Linked DNA regions of Mus musculus: region 1 is linked to region 2. Evidence: chromatin loops called from intact Hi-C (ENCODE). Cell type or tissue: left cerebral cortex. All regions are shown on one strand. Links, peaks and the distances in the headings refer to the core of each region. The heading gives the core; the rest is flanking DNA. Region 1 overlaps Zfand6 (zinc finger, AN1-type domain 6). Region 2 holds the start of Zfand6 (zinc finger, AN1-type domain 6).

What was found. Peaks named below come from ENCODE experiments on the same cell type or tissue, not always from the same donor. Only the 100,000 strongest peaks of a DNase experiment are listed, where the experiment ranks them.
Region 1: it touches region 2 in a loop (4-fold over the local background); 3 of 42 quality-filtered maps call a loop at or near these places.

What each region holds. Positions count from the first base shown.
Region 1 is chr7:84,636,253-84,645,600 of GRCm38, forward strand. All of the region lies in intron 1 of Zfand6 (zinc finger, AN1-type domain 6), which reads right to left. Among named protein-coding and RNA genes, the nearest start is that of Fah, 35 kb to the left of the region's middle. In left cerebral cortex, for the core only: no CTCF peak of the experiment used is centred there; a DNase peak (open chromatin) is centred at 4,084.
Region 2 is chr7:84,685,367-84,694,714 of GRCm38, forward strand. Zfand6 (zinc finger, AN1-type domain 6) reads right to left here and starts at 4,591. Exons shown (of 7, transcript NM_001360578.1): 1 at 4,380-4,591. It overlaps 2610206C17Rik (RIKEN cDNA 2610206C17 gene), which reads left to right and starts at 4,274. Exons shown (of 5, transcript NR_038175.1): 1 at 4,274-4,448. In left cerebral cortex, for the core only: a CTCF peak has its summit at 3,929; a DNase peak (open chromatin) is centred at 4,631; H3K4me3 peaks cover 1,925 bases; H3K27ac peaks cover 1,078 bases.

The sequences.
Region 1 (9,348 bases), core at 1,919-6,918, 49 kb before region 2:
ATCCCATTCTTGTCAGAGAGAAATGGAGGGTGGGGGAGAGGGAAAGACAGAGACAGACAAGGGAGGGGGAAGGAAGGGGGAAAAAAGGAGGGGGGGGGAAGAAAGAGACAGAGACAACATCATGTTGTACCAGTCATCTGTTTCCTGGAGTTCCGTATATTCATATGTCAAATTAAAAGACAATATAGAGAAGCAGTTTGACGGGTAGATGTTCCTGAGGGACACTAGTCTATTCTCTTTTGAGTGTGTATGTATTAATATAGTGTGTATGTGCATGCTCATTTTGTATGCACACCTGTGTTGAGGTCAGAGGTTAAAACTATAACGCGTCTTTTCCTCAGTCACTTTCAACCCTACACTTAGAAACAGTTCCTCACTGAACCAATACAGCTAGACTGGCTGGCTGGCCAGTGCCACTTCTGTCTTTACATTCCTAGCACTTGGATTACACAGGATGCACGCTGCAGTGTTTTGCTTTTTACGTATCTGCAAGGGATCTCAACTCGGATCCGTAGGCTTGTACATCAAACACTTTATCCACTGAACCATCTCCCTAGCCCTATGTTCTTTCTTTGTGTTTGTCTAGTTTTTAAAAGTCAGGATGACTGCTCATCATGATAAAAATAATCAAGTAATGGAGCTGGGGTTCATCCAGATAGCCTAGCTATACCAAAGTCCAGGTTCTAAACTAGTGGTTTTAAAAATATGGTCCATGAGTTTGTATGGAGGTCAACACTATCCTCAAAACAACATTAACAAGTTACCTGCCTTAAAACAAAAAACAAAACAAAACAAAACAAAACACATACTGTCAATGATCCTTCTGCAGTGGTGCAAAAGCAGGGGTGTGTTTCAGCCAGCACCTTTCAATGGGCCAAACAGGCAGTGGAACAAAGTGTACTAGCAGACATCATCATGCTACACCCAGAGCAAAAAGCCATGTATTTGTTAAATCTTGCCCAAGGACACTTTTTTTTTTTTTTGAGAATGGAATTTTGGGGGGTCACAAGCATGTGCCACTACACCTTTTTAATATTTTATGTGACTAACTGGGGTGAGGGTCACCTATGAAGTATTTTTACATTTTGGAGAAATATATCTAAAGAAAAAAATGGTTGTGCAACTATTTGAATTGTGAGGTGACTGAATTGCTCTTTCAATGAACAACTTTATTTAACAGAACAACTTGATAAAAACTGATTATTAATACTTGAGTATATAGCAGACATTTTCTAAAACAAAGTAAGTGTACCTGTTACTTCAAATAACAATCTGTAAGCAGTCACTAACAAGGAGTCAGCCAGAAAAGGGCTTAAACAAGTCTCCAATATTTTGAGTGTTTTAGTGAGATTAGTGGCATAACTGAATGATACAGATCTAACATTTAAAGACCTCCTTAAATCAGACCCAATGTATGTCAGCACAAAATCATTCATGAACAAAAGAGCCATTCAAATGGAAAGACACGCCAACAAGAAGACAAAGAGGTTTTATATGCTACCAGAGTCTACTCTGCAATCATCCCTGAAGAAACTATCAACTGTCAAGTTTTGGTGTAGTATTAAAGAACACCATCTTTCATCATCTGGGAAGGTTATTAAAACATTCTTTTTTCAACTATAAGGGCCCAGATTTTCTTTTACGGCACTGTATATATTAAATTCAAAGCAACCACTAATCTCTTGTTTCATTAAGTCTTTTATCACTAAAAAATGTGTGTGGGTGGGTGGGTGGGGGGAAGAACACAGGTGTACTTTCCATTAAAACATTTACAATTAGTATTAAATTTTCCCCTCAGTTTTACCTGTCATATGCTAAATAGTACCAAATACAATATTTAAAACAAAATCTCTTCATGGCATTCATTCATTTTAGAAAGCATTAAGATCCCTGAACCAACATTCTGAGAATTCATTGCTGCAAAATGTACATTCAAGAGGGCTAACATACATTTCTTTTGTGAAAAGAGGCACAAAACTGACTTATACAGCATTATCTATGGACTTAAAATTTTTTGTAAGTGGAGACCACTTGGGGGTGGGGAGAGCACCTAACAAGATTCCCTGGGATACATAATAGAGACAAAGACATTGTAAACATACAGGTCCAACCTGTTACTATATCATGCCATATCATGCCACTAAACAACAGATTAAAGTAAGGTATAATAAAGGTGTTTTTCCTCATGATATAGATAAGTGTATAAATGAAAGCCACAACACCCCAAAAAGAGAGGGATGTATTTCTATGAATACTTAGGTAAGCAGACAGAGATAAAAGTAAAATACGATAATCAAGCTCTTCTGCCACATTTAACTTCAAAACCAACATTAAACTCAATACCATCCAACTCTGGCTATTATTTCCTAAGCCAAATTGTCCTGCACAGTAGCTAGCAAACAGTAATTTTTCAGAATTCAGGAGACACAGGAAATTGCTTATAAATAGATTCAACCATACTTAATTCATTTTCAAAACACTGAAAAAGTACCTTTTGTAAAGATTCAAAATGATCCAAAAAAAAACCACCACCACCACCACCAACAAAAAAACCCCACAAAGAGTAACAATTTCTAGGAAGGCAGTGCCACAACAAGGGCACTGTGGAAAACCCCAGGTCAACTCTTCCTTACTCTTCTGCCCTTTCTAGTGGGTGAATAACTTGCAGGGCATAAATCTGGCACTGAAACTATCCAGGAGTAAAATGGGTAAGGTAAGAGAAGAAGGCAGATCAATTCTTCATACTGTACTGTGGGACTCCGCAGCTGCAAATCCAAGAAGAAGAGCAGTGAAAAATGCCAGGCCTGAGAGTGAACTCTGCCTAGCACAGTACAGTGATAAAAAACAGCTCATGAATTGAATCCAAAGTATTGAACGGTCTTGTCACAGTCAAATTCATAAACTATGCTCTCTAATGCATCACAGTTATTCAGAACTTACTGTGGGACTGTTGTTTTGTCCTTATGCCATTTATTTCTAAACAACTCTCCAAGATGTTATTATGAGACCCCAGTGAGTGCCCAGAAGAGGGCATAAAATCCCATTATAGATGGTTGTGAGCCACCATGTGGTTGCTGGGAATTGAACTCAGGACCTCTGGTAGAACAAGCTAGTGCTCTTAACTGCAAAATCATCTCCTCAGCCTACAAATTAGTCTTCTAATATTAAACAATTAGAAGGATGATTGTATTTAAGACAAACCTAATTTTAAGACATCCAAGAATTTTTATTATTTGCACTTAAAAATCAGCTTAAACTTTACTTAATTGTTCAGTCTTAGATAATATGCAACTTTAACTAGCTACAACCTACTGTACTCAAAATAATTAATTTTTCCATTTTGTCTTTTCCTCTAACGAAGTCCTTATCTATATAAAAATTCAAGATTGCATAGTCTGAGAATGCAAGAGAATTCATTACAAATTAAAATTCCTACAAAAGAAGAGCAATGAACGAAGGCAAGAGACAGTTCTAAGGACAGGCCTTTGTTTCATTTCCTACAGTGAACTTACCAGTTCCAGTGACTTCATTTGGGAATCTCATGCTATTTTACTTCCCATTCCAATGCTGACTTTTGTCCCTTCAAGCAGACGAGGGACGAAAAGCTTGGAGGGACAAGGAGCCTGGAGATTGAGTTCTATGTACACAACAGCTGCACTATTTTTTTCTGTTTTACTACCTTGCTTCGAGTTCTACTGACTTCAGCTCTCCTGGAACACCTAGTTTGAGTTATTGTATAGTAAATGCCCTTGAAGAATACCCAACCAAGCATTCATGGTCTGCATAATGTACCCAGCTTAGCCTACTTTCCACATAAAGTATACTGTGTAAAATGAGAATACTCGGAGTCAGTTAGCAACAGTCCAATTCCCAACTTGGCCTTTTTCTTGTTTGTAAGAGTTTGAACATGTCACTAACCTACCCTAGGGTTGATGCTCTGCGAACAGATGCATTACCTACCCAACACATTAAATGATGCATACAGTGCCAACCATACAGCTAAAGCTCAATCACTGCTCTAACTCAGCTATGCCTAGAAGTACAAGGGCCAGTTCTTTGCTCATTCTTAGCTCCTGCTTCTCCTTTCCTGTAGATGCTGTCTGCCGCAGCACTATGTCCTATCTATTTCAGGAAATCAGTCTCTCCTGCATTTCTCAGAAAGCTGCTTATGGCACTCTTTAGGATGCTTAAATCTTACCATAGGCAACCTAGCAACTCACATCCCAGCTCTATGAATCTTGTTCAAATCCATTTTATGCCCATATGAATCTTATGAAATAATTATTATTAAAGTAATATGGAAATGTTATTCAGAACAGATGCCTAGCAGCTTAAACTGGTTATAAAAGAAATGCATACACACATACTCCTATTGTTTTCTTGCCTTGATCTAAAGGAAACAAGAAAGAAATAGTTTACAGTGAGGAGTCAGTCCAGAAAACCTGTAAAATGCCAATTTAATCTTACTCAGCCCTATTTGGTTGGCCAGCACATATTAAAATTACTTAGCTATTAATCCTCAAAATTTGGTGAATGTCACATAAAAATTTCAGGTTTTCCAGTAAAACAGGAAGACCTCTCAGAGTGAGTTCATGTTCTCAAAATTGAAGCTTGCTAGGCAGGCTTAACTCTTTAGGATGACCTCTATATGTCTGCCCACTGGTTCATCAGTCTTATTGTTTGTCAGATATTCTCTCTCTCTCTCTCTCTCTCTCTCTCTCTCTCTCTCACACACACACACACACACACACTTAGTTCTTTGAGAATTTTGCATACAGTGTTTTGATTATATTCACCCTCCTTTCCCAACTCCTCTGAAGTCCACCCCACTCAACTTTGAGTCATTCCCCACCCTCATCAAGGCCTATTTGTGCTGGCCAAACAATTTTGTGTGTGACCATCCACTGGCACATGCTCAACTCACCAGAGGCTATATACATACTCTTTGGACCCTTCCTCCTCTCCTAGCAGTGGTTAAAAAAAAATTATAGACACACACACACACACACACACACACACACACACACACAAAAGACATGTGTGCCTGGTGCCTGTAGAGGCCAGAAGGGCATTGGATCCCCTGGACTTGGGGTTAGATGTCTGTGAGCTGTCACATGTGTGCTAGGAACCAAACTGGAGGCTTTTGAACCAGAGTCATCTCTTATGACCCTCATCCGAGATTGTTTTTTAACATGAATTTGATTTCCTGAATTTGGAACCTTTACTAGTAATTTCAAAAGAAGTTAGGCATGTGGGGGGTGCATATACAATATAGCAAATTAAATAAAAATGCCAATTACAGTGAGCTATCATTCTGGTACAAACTCCCGAAGTCCCTCCTATCTGTCTTTCTGATTTTTTTTTGCTTTTGTTTTTTTGAGGCAGTCTCACTTTGTAGCTCAGGCTAGCCTGGAACTCAGAATGTAAACCAGGCTGGTCTTAAACTCAGAGATCCATTTTCTTCTGCCTCCTGAGTGTTGGGATTAAAGTGTGCAGCACCATGTCCAGCTGTCTCTCTTTAATCACTAGAAAGCTAACCACCCACAGTTGGCTAGTTCTCTGTTTTTTATTAAAAAAAAAAAAAGAGAGAGAATCCCAGGAGAAAGCAAAATAGATTCTAAAGTAACCTTTACTATAAAAATTTTTAACAGTAAGTGATCCAAATATCAATGCTCAATTTGACATAGTAATTCTTAGAGTTCTGAACATCAGCACCTCCAAATCCGAACACACACACACACACACACACACACACACACACACACACACACACACACACACACACACACACGAGGGAGTGGGGGAAGGGAGGGAGGGGAGGATGGGAGGGGAGGGGAGAGGGAGCGAAGGGAGGGGAGGAAGGGGAGATGGGAGAGAGAGGGAGAGAGAGGGGGAAGGGGAGGAGAGGGGAAAAGGGAGGGGGAGAAGGGAGGGGGAGAAGGGAGGGGGAGAGGGGGAAGAGAGAGAGAGAGAGATTTATTGAGATATTCTGCAGGCTATCCAGGAAGGTCACAAATCAAATGGAAAACACACCTTGACAGAAAGCACTTGGGAAGAAAGCTGCTCACTCAGATGAAAGAACAGGGACTTAGGTTAAAGTTCCTACTGTACTGTAGGCTTGATAACTCTCTGCATAGCAGTCCCCAGATCCCTAAGTCGAGTTGTCTTTCCTGCTGTTGCTTGCACTGAAAAACAAAAAGGCCATTGAATCTACCTAACATATGGATAAGATCTCTGGGGATATTTTCCTAGCATATATAAAGCATAGCATTCCTACATATAATTACATCAATGTTAGATGTGTTCTAGTATAATCCACACTTATCCTGCTACTGCTACAGGGAAGTTTCCATAGGCCTGGATGATAAATCTCAAAATGGGCCACTGTAGCTGGACATGACACATAGCCCTACTTCCAGCTCTGTAAGCTCAAGGTCAAAAGAAGGGAGCAAGGTGGGGAAGTGTCCAGTGTATGTGTGTGTTCATGCCTGAGTACATTCGATACTTAGTAGCTTTCTGGCTCGTAAACTTCTGTAAAGGAATTATGTAACTAACACCTAACACTGTGAAATTCAACCGTACCCTTTATGTAACTGCGGTGTGCTTATTCTCATCCCTGCACACAATGCTCCATGGCGTGAAGGACTATCTAATGCTGATGGGGATTTTCAAACTTTCTTGTCTAGGACTTCTAGAAACAAAGCTGTTGGGATATTATTTACATAGCTTCTGGCTAAATTGCATCCATACTTAGCCTGCATATACCTAAGAGTGGGAATGTTGTATCATTGGGAAGAGGAACTTTCAACTTCAGCAGAGACCACTACACAGTTTCCCAAGCAGTTACAAATCTTTACACTTTCCTGGAAGTAAAAGTCCCAGGATATTCCTGAGCTTACCCATCCTCAATACTGTCTTTCTCCTGAACTGGGCTGGAAGTCCAATACAAAGATGTCCATACCCTATTCCTTCAAGCTCTAAGTACTTTCTCAAACAGATTAAGAATCTGAGGAGATCTCACCCTGGATTAATCAGGTGAACCTTAAAAGGGGCACAGCAAGCTTTGAGATGCTCAGCAATAACTTCATTTCTGACTTCTGGACTTTAAAATCAAGAGAATGAATTTCTTTGCTTTTTACTACCCGGATTCTATTAGCTGGCTTCAGAAACTCTGAGAAATTAACCCTCCTATGTAAATACTCTGTGCCTCCCTGTCTTATCTCAGAGCCACCTTGTAGCTTCCCCATCACTGGATGTTCTGACCGGCTATTGGGCATCCTCTTCTGTCTTCATTACCTGTTTTCTGTTGTATTACCTTCTTACATATGTTTCCCCCTATGTGGCTTGTCTTTTCTATTTCAAGTCTAGTTTGATTCTACAAGCTGATGCTTTAAATGTGTCTTCCCTGGCTGGTAGCAATGTTTTGGGAAGCTGCAGAACCTTTAGGAAGTAGGGTCTACCTGGAGAAATGGTTCCTAGGAACCGGCGTTTGAAGGTGATACCACGCCCCTGGTTTCAGGCTTAGACTCTGCTTCCTGGTCCACTGTGATATGAGGGCCTATAACCCCTTGAACACGCTTCTAACCCCATGTACTTCCCTACCATGATAAGCCCTGACACTGAGCCAAAGTAAATTTTCTTCCTGAAAGTTTCCCTATTAGATATCTCATCATAGTGATACTAAGTTAACAATGTCCTTATTTAGTTAGGTGCTATTTAACAAGCCACTGTCTATTCCAAGATCATGAAGATATTATATACTTCTAAACTTGGTTATTTTATCTTTCAATGGCAATTTATCTGGATTTAACTTTTTTTTAAAATGTGGAATAATGCAAGATTATGATTCACGCTTTTCTCATTTGTAATTAACCCAAAGACCATTTTATGCTTACTGTGGGTCATGATGTTCATCCATATGCTTGCTACTGTGGGGAAAGCTGGTTGCTGCATCATAAAGAAGGCACATTGGAAAGCAGCTGAGAGCTCCATTCAATAGCTAGCATGCTCTCAAAACAGATCTTGGTTTTGTACCAATTGTCTTCAAAATAAGTCAGTGCTTACCTACATAAAGTCACTCAATATCCTGTCTTTCACAAGTCAGAGCTCTCCAATGGCCGCCTCACTCTTGGATTTTCATCTGTTTCTCAAAACAAAACATCCTCGCCCCACAAAACCCAAACTATAAAGTATAGTCTGTAATACACAGGATCCATACCCATAAGCCCTTTCATTTCCTCCTCTTTGACCTTAAAGCTTCTAAACCATCCAGCCACAACTTCCATGTAGCCATTTAGCACACAGGTAGCTTCACCTCCTTCATCTCTAACACCACTTTAAGTAAATCTCTAATTTAGTTTACCGCCTTTGTGAATGGACTGCCTTGCTTAAGTTCTTCAGTTCAGTAACATCTTTCTCTAAATCTTTTAGAATTTTGTACAATGATTTTTATATAAGGAGCTGATTTTATTATAGATAAAAATACTTAGGATTCAACCTAATCTCTCAAGCTACTGGCTAAACCAAGTATTCAAAGCCTACATATGGGGATTCCCTGAGACCCTTTCTGAGTTTATGGAGGTCAAAACTACTTTCAAGGCAATAACAATTTATAGCCCTATCATGTCCCTGTACTTTTAGGTACTGGAAAGCTGAAGAAAGCAGATCACTTCCACCTAAGTACAAAGCCACCCTACACAATATAGTGAAACCCCCACTTCAAAAAAGCACCCAGTGCAGAAGCACAGAGACAGAATTACAGTACTGAGAAGACAAGGCAAGAAGATCAGACAGCAAGTTCCAGGACGACCAGTGCTACACAGTAAGGCCTTGCCTCAAAACATAAAACAACAAAGAACTTGTCTTTTTCAATCTTTTGGTATTTAAGTCGGCAATATAAAAGCGAAGATAAAACAGCTGACATCTTAGAGGTGGCACTGAATTGTGTCAGAAGTTGTTATACACTTTATCACTATACTCTTAACATGAAAGACAGCAGTTCTTTTTGAAAAATTCATTTTATATTTTTAAGGCTCTCATATAGCCTAAGCTGGCCTATGTAGCTATTTGGCTACATTTTTAATCTTGTTACTCTCTACCTCCCAAGTGCTAGGATTACATGTGCTACCACTTACAAACTGTTGCTGGGGATGGAACCCTGGGCTTCATGCATACCAGGCAATCACTCTACCAACTTGGCTACCTCTAAAACTCTTGGAAAGGTCTTTATCTCTTCTTAAAAGTTAATCTTATAGAGGCTAGAGATATGGGTAACTTGTTGCTCAGATGAAAACCATTACAGAAAACCATAACCAATCAAAATGCAGAGTCATAGGGTCCCACTGGACA
Region 2 (9,348 bases), core at 2,018-7,017:
AAAAAATGAAACTTTAAAGAGATACTAGAGAGAGAATTGAGACGTGAAGATCCAGTTCTGCTCTTACAGAGGGTCTGAGTTCAGTTTCGGGCATACACACTCACACTAGGCAGCTCACAACCACCTGTAACTCCAGCTCCATGAGAATGCCATGCCTCTGGCCTCCAATGACACCTGCACATTCTGCACACCCTCCCCCCCAAACTGTAATAAAAATAAATACTTGAAAAGAATTTAAAGTTATCTGGGAATGAGACTACTTTAATATAAAAGCAGAGTAAAGTCATAAAAATGTAAGTGTTGCACTGACTACATATATAAGCCTGATTGTCTGAGTTTGATTCCCCAGATCCACAAAGTCATATTCTGACCTCCATAAATGTTTTATACCATGCACATATGCATGCACCAATCATCCGCAACATACATGCAATACTAACTTTTTTTAATATAAGTACTGGGCTGGAAGATGGATCAGTGGCTAGGAATGCATACTGCTCTTTTAGAGGACCTGATTTTAGATCTCAACAGCCATATCATACAACTTGACTGTAATGCCAGCTCTCAGGGGTTCAATACTCATTTCTGGACACCTCCCCACCCTCAAGAAACCAGTGTTCACTCCATGTACACACACAAACACACACACACACACACACACACTCTTACTTTTCAGATGAAATAAAAATGTAAAAGTAATAACCAAGATATTTTAAAAATTCAATGAAGTAAACAGGGGTTAGGAGAGAGGAGAAAGGAGGAAGGCCTATAAGCAAATACAAGGGAAATGAAGAGCCAGAAAAAATATTTGCAATACAGAGTAAAAGACTGCTATCCTAGACAGATAAAAGGCACAATAAAAAAGATCTTACAAGTATAAACACTGAATCATGGCCAATCTGAACTAGGACACGCTGCAGGTAGATGGTACACATCAGCTCCAGAAGTGCAAAATAGCCCACAAATAATCTCTCACATTCACCGCATATTCAAAGTACTGCATCTTAGGTTAAATCAAAATATATTTCACTGCCTTTCTCTTGTCCTAGGGCCACGAGAAAATTTTAAATTAACATGGCTCAGATTTGCAATTTGCATTCATTTCTATTGGCACAACCAGTGTAGGTTATATAAACCACAGTAAAACTGTGTCTGAATTTTATCTCATGGATCGAAAAGTCACTGAAGGACTTTGAGCCTAGGACTATCATATCTATAAACACATTCAGGGCTGGCAAGATGGCTTAAGTGGGTAAAAGTTCTTGCTGGGCAAGCCTGAGACCTGAGTTTGATCCCAAGAACCCATGTAAACATAGAAGAAACTACAAAGTTGTTCTGACCTCTACATACACACATTTCACTTCACTTTACATCATATCACATACATACACACCCACACACCCAGAGAGAGAGAGAGAGAGAGAACACACACACACACACACACACACACACACACACAAACATCTTCTAGACACTAGAGCAACCAGCACAGACTATAGGGAGCAAAACCTGAAGGAAGGGTAACAATTAGATGAGTACGATTATCATCTTCTATAAAACAAAGGAGTGGGGACATTACATTTGGAGTAAGTTTTGAAAGTGGAGCCAGCCTATCCACATTTAGAACCCTTAGAACACCTAGACTCACACTATCCTGCCTCAGTCTCTGGAGTAGCTGGGACTACAGTGGCATAAACAAGACACACACACACACACACCCTACACACTTTGATAAAAATTTTAAGAAAAAATTTGAAATGCTTATAAAGACTTTAAAATGAATGTTCATGTGCATTGACTCAGCATCGGTACCAAGACTGAATCCTAAAGAAACATGTAGTAGCTTAGGAGATACAAAATACACAGGAAGACCACAGGTATGCTTGACAAAATGTTAATTAACAATGCTTATCTGTGGAAGTACTTGTGTTCCTACACATCTTCAAAATGTGGGAGAAATCCCCAAACTCTCTGTCAGTGTGATTTGTAGTAAAATATAGAACTAAGTTTTAAAAGCAGAAGCAACTACACTATAAAAACAAAACATCTGCAAGCTACAAACATCAAAAAAATGCCCCCTAGCCAGATGTGGTGGCACACGCCTTTAATCCTATCACTGGAGACAGTTGACTGGGGGAATCTCTATGAGTTCCAGGCCAGCCTAGTCTATATAGAGAGTTCTAGGCTTTATAGTGAGACCCTATCTAAAAAAATTAAAAAGCTCCTCTCTCATGCCTTCAACAAGTTATTCAAAGCATACACACACATGCGCGCACACACACACACACACACACACACACACACACACAAAGGAGCAAAATTAAAAAATTAAAGACATTTGTCTAGAGCAAACCCTAGGACATTCTTAAACCTAAAAAATACTTCAATGTGTGGTTGACAAGTCTTGAAAAACTTAGTACACTCACATAGTCTTCTCAAAAGTGGCGGAGGGTCACGTGGGTCCTAATGTTTCCCTTAAAGGATCTGCTCTCTGACACTCTCCCTCCAACAAAGCCTGTGCCAACTAGGCAGACAAAGCTTACTCCAAGTTTCTTTTGCAAGACGGACGGTTTTAAGGCAAAGAAGACTCCTCAATAACCTGCCAGAGACTGCAGGGAGGGGAGGAGTGGTGGAGAACAGACAGGGTGGCTTCACAAAACATGGAGTTTTCTCCCACTTGCTGGTTTTGCCCTGAGAAGTACCAAAGGGTGCCAAACTTTCCACAGCCGGTTTGAAGGGATTCGGTGTAGAGATTAACAGAAATCTTAGTTCCTCATGCAAACATAGCAACTAGGAACCAGTCACAAGAACAGTGAGTCTTCCTGATTAAAGGAAGGAAGCAGAATCGTAACGTTTTCATCTCTATTTTATTACTGATTGCCTACAACTTTCTACCACGATCTACAGTATTTACTTTTCGACAGGCAACTTGGGCAACAACAGCTGCAAGAAGAAAAGTTCCCAGAGTACACTTGTTAGAAGCAAAACAAGAAACACCATCGAAACACTGGGGTGAAGGGAGGAACACAGCATTAAGAAACAATGAAATGGATGAACCACAACCATACACTATCTGTCCAAAGTTCAAAGGGCAAGGAACCTAAAGTGACACTGTTTGAAGAGATTAGTGTGTGACAAAACTAATTTTTAAAAGGCTAGAGAATGAGCAAATCCACCGAGTCTAGAATGTTTATTTACCTCAGTAAGAAACAGTAAACTGGGTTAGGCCAGATAAGAAACTCGTGAACACATACAAGTTTGAGTAATGTTCTAGTTCTGGCTCTGGAGTGAGGAGTCTGAAAGTTTATGTTTTCTCTCTTTATAGTACATTGTGTTGTGTATTCTCCCAGGACTGACCATTACTTTAAAAACTTTGTGATATAACTCATATTGTGAGTTTTGACATTAACACAGGAAAGTATGGCTGCAGTCAAAACAGCAATCAAGCCTGAAATTTTCCTATCTGTGCCTATTACCCCTCTTACATGTTTGTCTCCCCGCCCCACCCCACCCCCACCCCGAGACAGGGTTTCTCTGTGTAGCCCTGGCTGTCCTGGAACTCACTGTGTAGAACAGGCTGGAATCCGCCTGCCTCTGCCTCCCAAGTGCTGGGATTAAAGGCGTGCGCCACCACGCCCGGCTTACGTGTTTTTTAAATGTTAAAAAAAAAAAAAAAAAAAGGAAAAAGGAAAAATTAAGACAATGTCTTTTCTCCATTTAAATGTTCATGGTTTACCAAAAAATTGTCCCCGCAGGCCTGGAAATAATACATAAAACAGCAATTGCCATAAAATACTTCATAAATAATCTCAAAAGCCTACGTGGCATTTTAATTAGGAAAAGGATAAATTTCGAATATAGTTTGAAAGTGACGTTTAATTTCGGTTTTCGGAACCACTAGGTGCTGACTACCAAGCTAGTTAGCATGCACGGCTTGGAGGTGACCCCAAGGCCCCAGTTCCCACAAACGCCTGACAATTCTGGATGATGATGGCAAATCACTGAGTTCTGATAGAGTTAGATTGACTTCAGACGCCACACTCCGTGTAGCTTGTTTACGCATCCAACAGTGAGAAACTTGAAAACGCTCTCAGAGGAGCAGAGAGCTTGGAATCCCGGAGACTCCCTCTGAGCCTTCTCTAGCCTCAGCCTACCAAAGGGACGTGAGGACGCTGCCCGGCGTGCGGCAGCTGCTCCGGACTGGCCCCAGGCGCGCCCACCCCGACCCCGAGCTCAGCGCGCGCCCGGGGAGCCCGGGACCGCGCCCCACCGGGACCGCGCCCTCCGCTCGCCACTGCGAGGCCACCTGCTGCGCCGCCCGCCGCTTCCGGCTCCCAGGCCGCCCGGAGGCTGCGCCCACCGCTGCCCGCACTCCTCACCTGGCGGCGGCCCTCTCCGCCGGACGCGCTGCCGCCGCCGCCTCTCGCCGCCGCTGAGAGTGAGGACAGGTGAGGCCGCCAAACCCCCACTCGCTCCCGGCCCGCCGCCGCCGGCCCTCCGTCCGCTGTTTATTAAACTTTTCTGTTTGGCTGCTCGGCCTGTGACGCGGCCTCAAGGGAGCGCCCGCGATTGGCTCTCAACGCGCGCTGACGCGGCAGTCCCAGCCCGCTGCCTAATTATGACCGGCCCGGGCGGGGCCGCGGGCCGGAGGCGGCGTGGGGGCGGGGCCGGATCTCGGAGAGTGCTATTATTGGTCAAGGCATTTGAGGGGCGTGGCACAGAGGCGCTGCTTTTCTCTCGGCCACGCCCCTGCCTCGGCCAGGTCAGCGGGCTAGGTTAGCTTTTTGATGTTGCCTCAGGAGCAAGAGGGCTCTGGTGCAGACTTGGGGGACGGCGAGGGGATGGGGTGTCTGATGACGTAGCTCCGGGCTCTGCATCCTCCCAGGGATAGACTACCCTTGTCTAGAGCTGGTGTTCCACCTGCGTAGTTTGAGAGACGACATAGATTGAGATTCTGTTGCCCAGGCCCCTAGAAGACCAGGAGGGCCAGCCCAAAGTGCCAGGTCTGAACTCTGCCCTGTCCTGAACCACGATTTACAGAGAGCGAGACCTGAGGCGTGTGTGCTCGCTTGTGTAATACACACCTACACGCCTGGACTCGGGAAGCCCCCTGGACCTTCTCGCGGAAGCGGTAGATTCTAGTCCAGCAGCCCTGCACAGGTTGTGCGGGAGAAGTGGGGGACAGCTCTCCTGAGATTTCCCCAGCCCAAACAGGATTGCCTAGAGTCCTGTCTTTATTTGAAATTATGTTATTTTGTTAGTCTTGGGGTTGTGCCTTTTGGTGTTTTACAATGTTTATCTTTGTCACTGTGCTCTCTTTACCTATTTCCCTGAAATTTCTGCCCTATTTTTACAGTAATAGGGGCTCATGGTCACAAGGTTGAGATACGGCTAACCATGTGTGGTTTGGGCTGCTTTCTGTAATCCTGTAGAATAAGGAGGAGACAGAATAGAGGACATGGTGGAGGTCAGGTAGAATTCTTTGAAGAAAAGGTGGCATTTGAAAAATTCTTATGACTTCATGGAAAACGAAAGGAAGTGTTCCTGAAGAGGGCTTGGGAGAAACACACAATGCTCTTGTGAGGTGACAGACAAGTTTCTGGGGCAGGATATTCTAAAATAAATCACCAAAGCTAAGCCTGGCCAGCCACCGTGGCCCAGGCCTTTATACTTTCAGCATGGAGAGGCAAAGAAAAATATACCTCTGTGAGTACTAGGTCAGCCTGGTGGATATAGCAAGTTCCAGGGTGACCAGAGCTAAGTAGTGAAACCCAGGGCCAAATAAAATAAAGCTAAGCCTGCTGTTCGAAACCAGAGCAGAACAGAAGGTCCCTACCCAGGGCCTAAGGGTGTTTTTGAGGCACATTCAACCCATTCAAAATTTATATTTAAGGTTGGAGTAATGATTCAGCAGTTAAGAGCACTTACTGCTCTTGTAGTGGTCTTAGGTTGGGTTCCCAGCATCTGCGTGGTGGCTCACAACTGTCAAAACACTCATACACTTGAAAATAAATCTTTAAAGCCAGGTGTGGAGACTCACACCTTTAAACTCAATACTAGGGAGGCAGAGGCAGGTTGATCTCTGTGAGTTCAAGGCCCATCTGATCTACATAGTGAGTTTCCAGACAGGCAAGGCTATGTACAAAACCAAAACCAAAACAACAACAACAACAACAACAACAACACACACACACACACACACACACACTTAGAAACATGGGCTAAAACATCGAGAGGATTTTGCCCAAGAAGATGATCTGTAATAGGGGAGACAAGGCTATAGATAGACTGGGAACGGTTTGAGGTTCAATTATGGCAGGCCTAAAAGGTCAAAGCGAGTAGTTATTTTATTTAGTAACATATAAGAACTTCTTAGACATGAGGAGGGAAGGAAAAGGAAGGGTGGATGGATCCTGACAGCTAAAAGATGCTGCAAGTGTCAGGAATCATTTTCCAGCCTGGAATTCTTTTAGGGTTCACTAGTTTCTGGCCGTTGGGAAGGAAAATTATATGAGAAGAATGTAGAATTTCGTCTAGGGTTTAAATTGTTGCTCAGGCACTTTTTGACTTACTACATTGAGCCATCTCTAATCTTTCTATGTCCTAAGTTTAGTGAGTGATGAAAAGATTTTTCCACCTCTAGAGAGGTAATTCTAATGGAGGGCATGCAAATAAACCTAATAGCAAACATCTGTATGCTGTGAATTATAAGGTGATATGTGACCTAGATGGAGAAGGTAACTATATAAACAGATGCTTGAAGGCTGTTGGACCAGGGACAGTAGTCAGGATAGGCCCCATGGGGAAGAGTAGGTTTAAATAAAATAAGTGGTTAGAGTATCTTGGTGGAGATTCCAGTGTGAGGGATTAATAAGGACCATTCTCAAGCCAGAAACATAGAAAAGGCTTAAGTTAGTGGATCCTGTGACCTGGGAAGATGAAGTTGTGAATCAGGTGGACCTGTGAGGTAATATAAAACTCTTACTATAAATTAAATGGACCAGCACAGGGTTTTAAACAGAAAACATGAAACACCATAAATTTTAAAGGATAATTCTATGTTGAAAGTAGTCTCAAGAACACCAGTGTTAGCAGCAAGACCCCATATGGAAGGTTCTGTGTGACTCCATGTAAGTGATAATGGTGCCTTGCACCCAGGTGGCAACAAGGGTGGCCACAGGAAGAGATCAAATTTGGGACACATTTTAATGGTAGAGCCAACTGTGTTTCCTGATAGGATGGTACATTTTCACTCTATGTGGAATGAAAGAGAGATCAATCGGGTGAAACTGGGTTTTGGCTTGTGCAACTCAGAGGTAGACCAAGACAGAGGTTTTCTTTTTTGTAGACATTGCATTGGGCATTGCCACACATCCAAATAGAAAGGTAAGTGTTGTAGTTGGATATTTGACACTAGGGTTCACAGACGAGTCAAATCCCTAAGTCATTAGAACATAGTAGCTAAACTATGAAAGTGATATGGAAAAATGACTGTGAAGAAAAGCAAGGGATGAGCCCTAGGCATGGGTTTGAGAGTTCACAGACAAGAGCAGAAAGAAGGCAAACACAAAGGGTTAACAGAAATGTGAAAGAACTAGTGATTTAAAAGCCAAGTAAGAGAGGATCAGAGGTGAGGAAGACACAACATCTGGCCCAACACTGAAAGTAAATGTGCCCAGCATGATCTAGGCACCCAGGAACTCCCCCGACCACTGGCACAGGTTCCTTCCAGTCTGAGCCTGTGCCCTGAATAGACCTTGGGTGCCAACTCTACAGCCAGTCCCTCAACACCCAGAAGAAGCTCCACTCCCAGGCAGTCTAACATGCTCAGCACCATAGGATTCCAAGATCTCAGGATCCCAGGAGCTTGGTCACACCAGGATTACAGGGTCCCAGAGGCCCTTGACTCCCAGAAGCTCTGACACACTCAGGATCTCAGGATCACAGGATCACGCAGAGAGATGAACTCTGAGGAGTTCTGACGCAACCAGGATCACAGGAAAGACAGACCCCAGTCAGATATAGCAAAGGCAGGTAGCACTAGAGCTAACCAGATGACGGGAGGCAAGCATAAGAACATAAGCAACAGAAATTAAGGTTACTTGGCATCATCAGAACCCAATTCTCCCAATATAGCAAGTCCTGGATCACATCATCACAACTGAAAAGCAAGATTCAGATCTAGAATCACTTCTTATGTTGGTGATAGGGAACTTTTAAGAAGGTCATAAATATCTCCCTTAAAGAAATACAGGAGAACACAGGTAAACAGCTAGAAGCCCTTAAAGAGGAAATACAAAAATCCCTCAAAGACTTACAGGAAAACACAATCAAACAGGTGAATGAAATGAACAAAACTATTCAATATTTTAAAATGGAAATAGAAACAATAAAGAAATCACAAAAGGAGACATCCTTGGAGTTAGAAAACCTAGGAAAGAGAGATCAGGAGTCATAGATGAAAGCATCAGCAACAGAATATGAGAGATAAAAGAGAGCATCTCAGGTGCAGAAGATACCATAGAAAACGTGGACACAACAGTCATAGAAAATGCAAAATGTAAAAAGCCCCTAACCCAAAGCATCCAGGAAATCCAGGAAACAATGAGAAGACCAAATCTAAGGATAATAGATATAGAATAGATTGAAGATTCCCAAATTCAAAGGCCAGTAAAAATCTTCAACAAAATTATAGAAGAAAACTTCCCTAACATAAAGAGATGCCCATGAACATACAAGAAACCTACAAAACTCCAAATAAATTGAACCAGAAAAGAAATTCTTCCTGTCACATAATAGTCAAAACACCAAGTGCATTAAACAAAGAATATTAAAAGCAGTAAGAAAAAAAGGTCAAGTAACATATAAAGGCAGACCTATCAGAATTACACCAGACTTCTCACCAGACTATGGAAGCTAGAAGATCCTGGGCAGATATCATACAGACCCTAAGAGAACATAAATGCCAACCCAGACTACTATACCCAGCAAAACTCTCAATTACCATAGACAGAGAAACCAAGGTATTACATGACAAAACCAAATTTACACAATAGATTTCCACAAATCCAGCCCTACAAAGGATAATACATGGAAAACACCACCACAAGGAGGGAAACTATACCCTAGAAAAAGCAAGAAAGCAAACTTTCAACAAACCTAAAAGAAAATAGCCACCTCTAACAACAAAAATAACAGGAAGTAACAATCACTTTTCCTTAATATCTCTTGAGATCACTGGACTCAATTCCCCAATAAAAAGACCTAGACTAACAGAATGGATATGTAAACAGGACCCAACATTTTGCTGCATACAGGAAACGCACCTCAGTGTTGAAGACAGACACT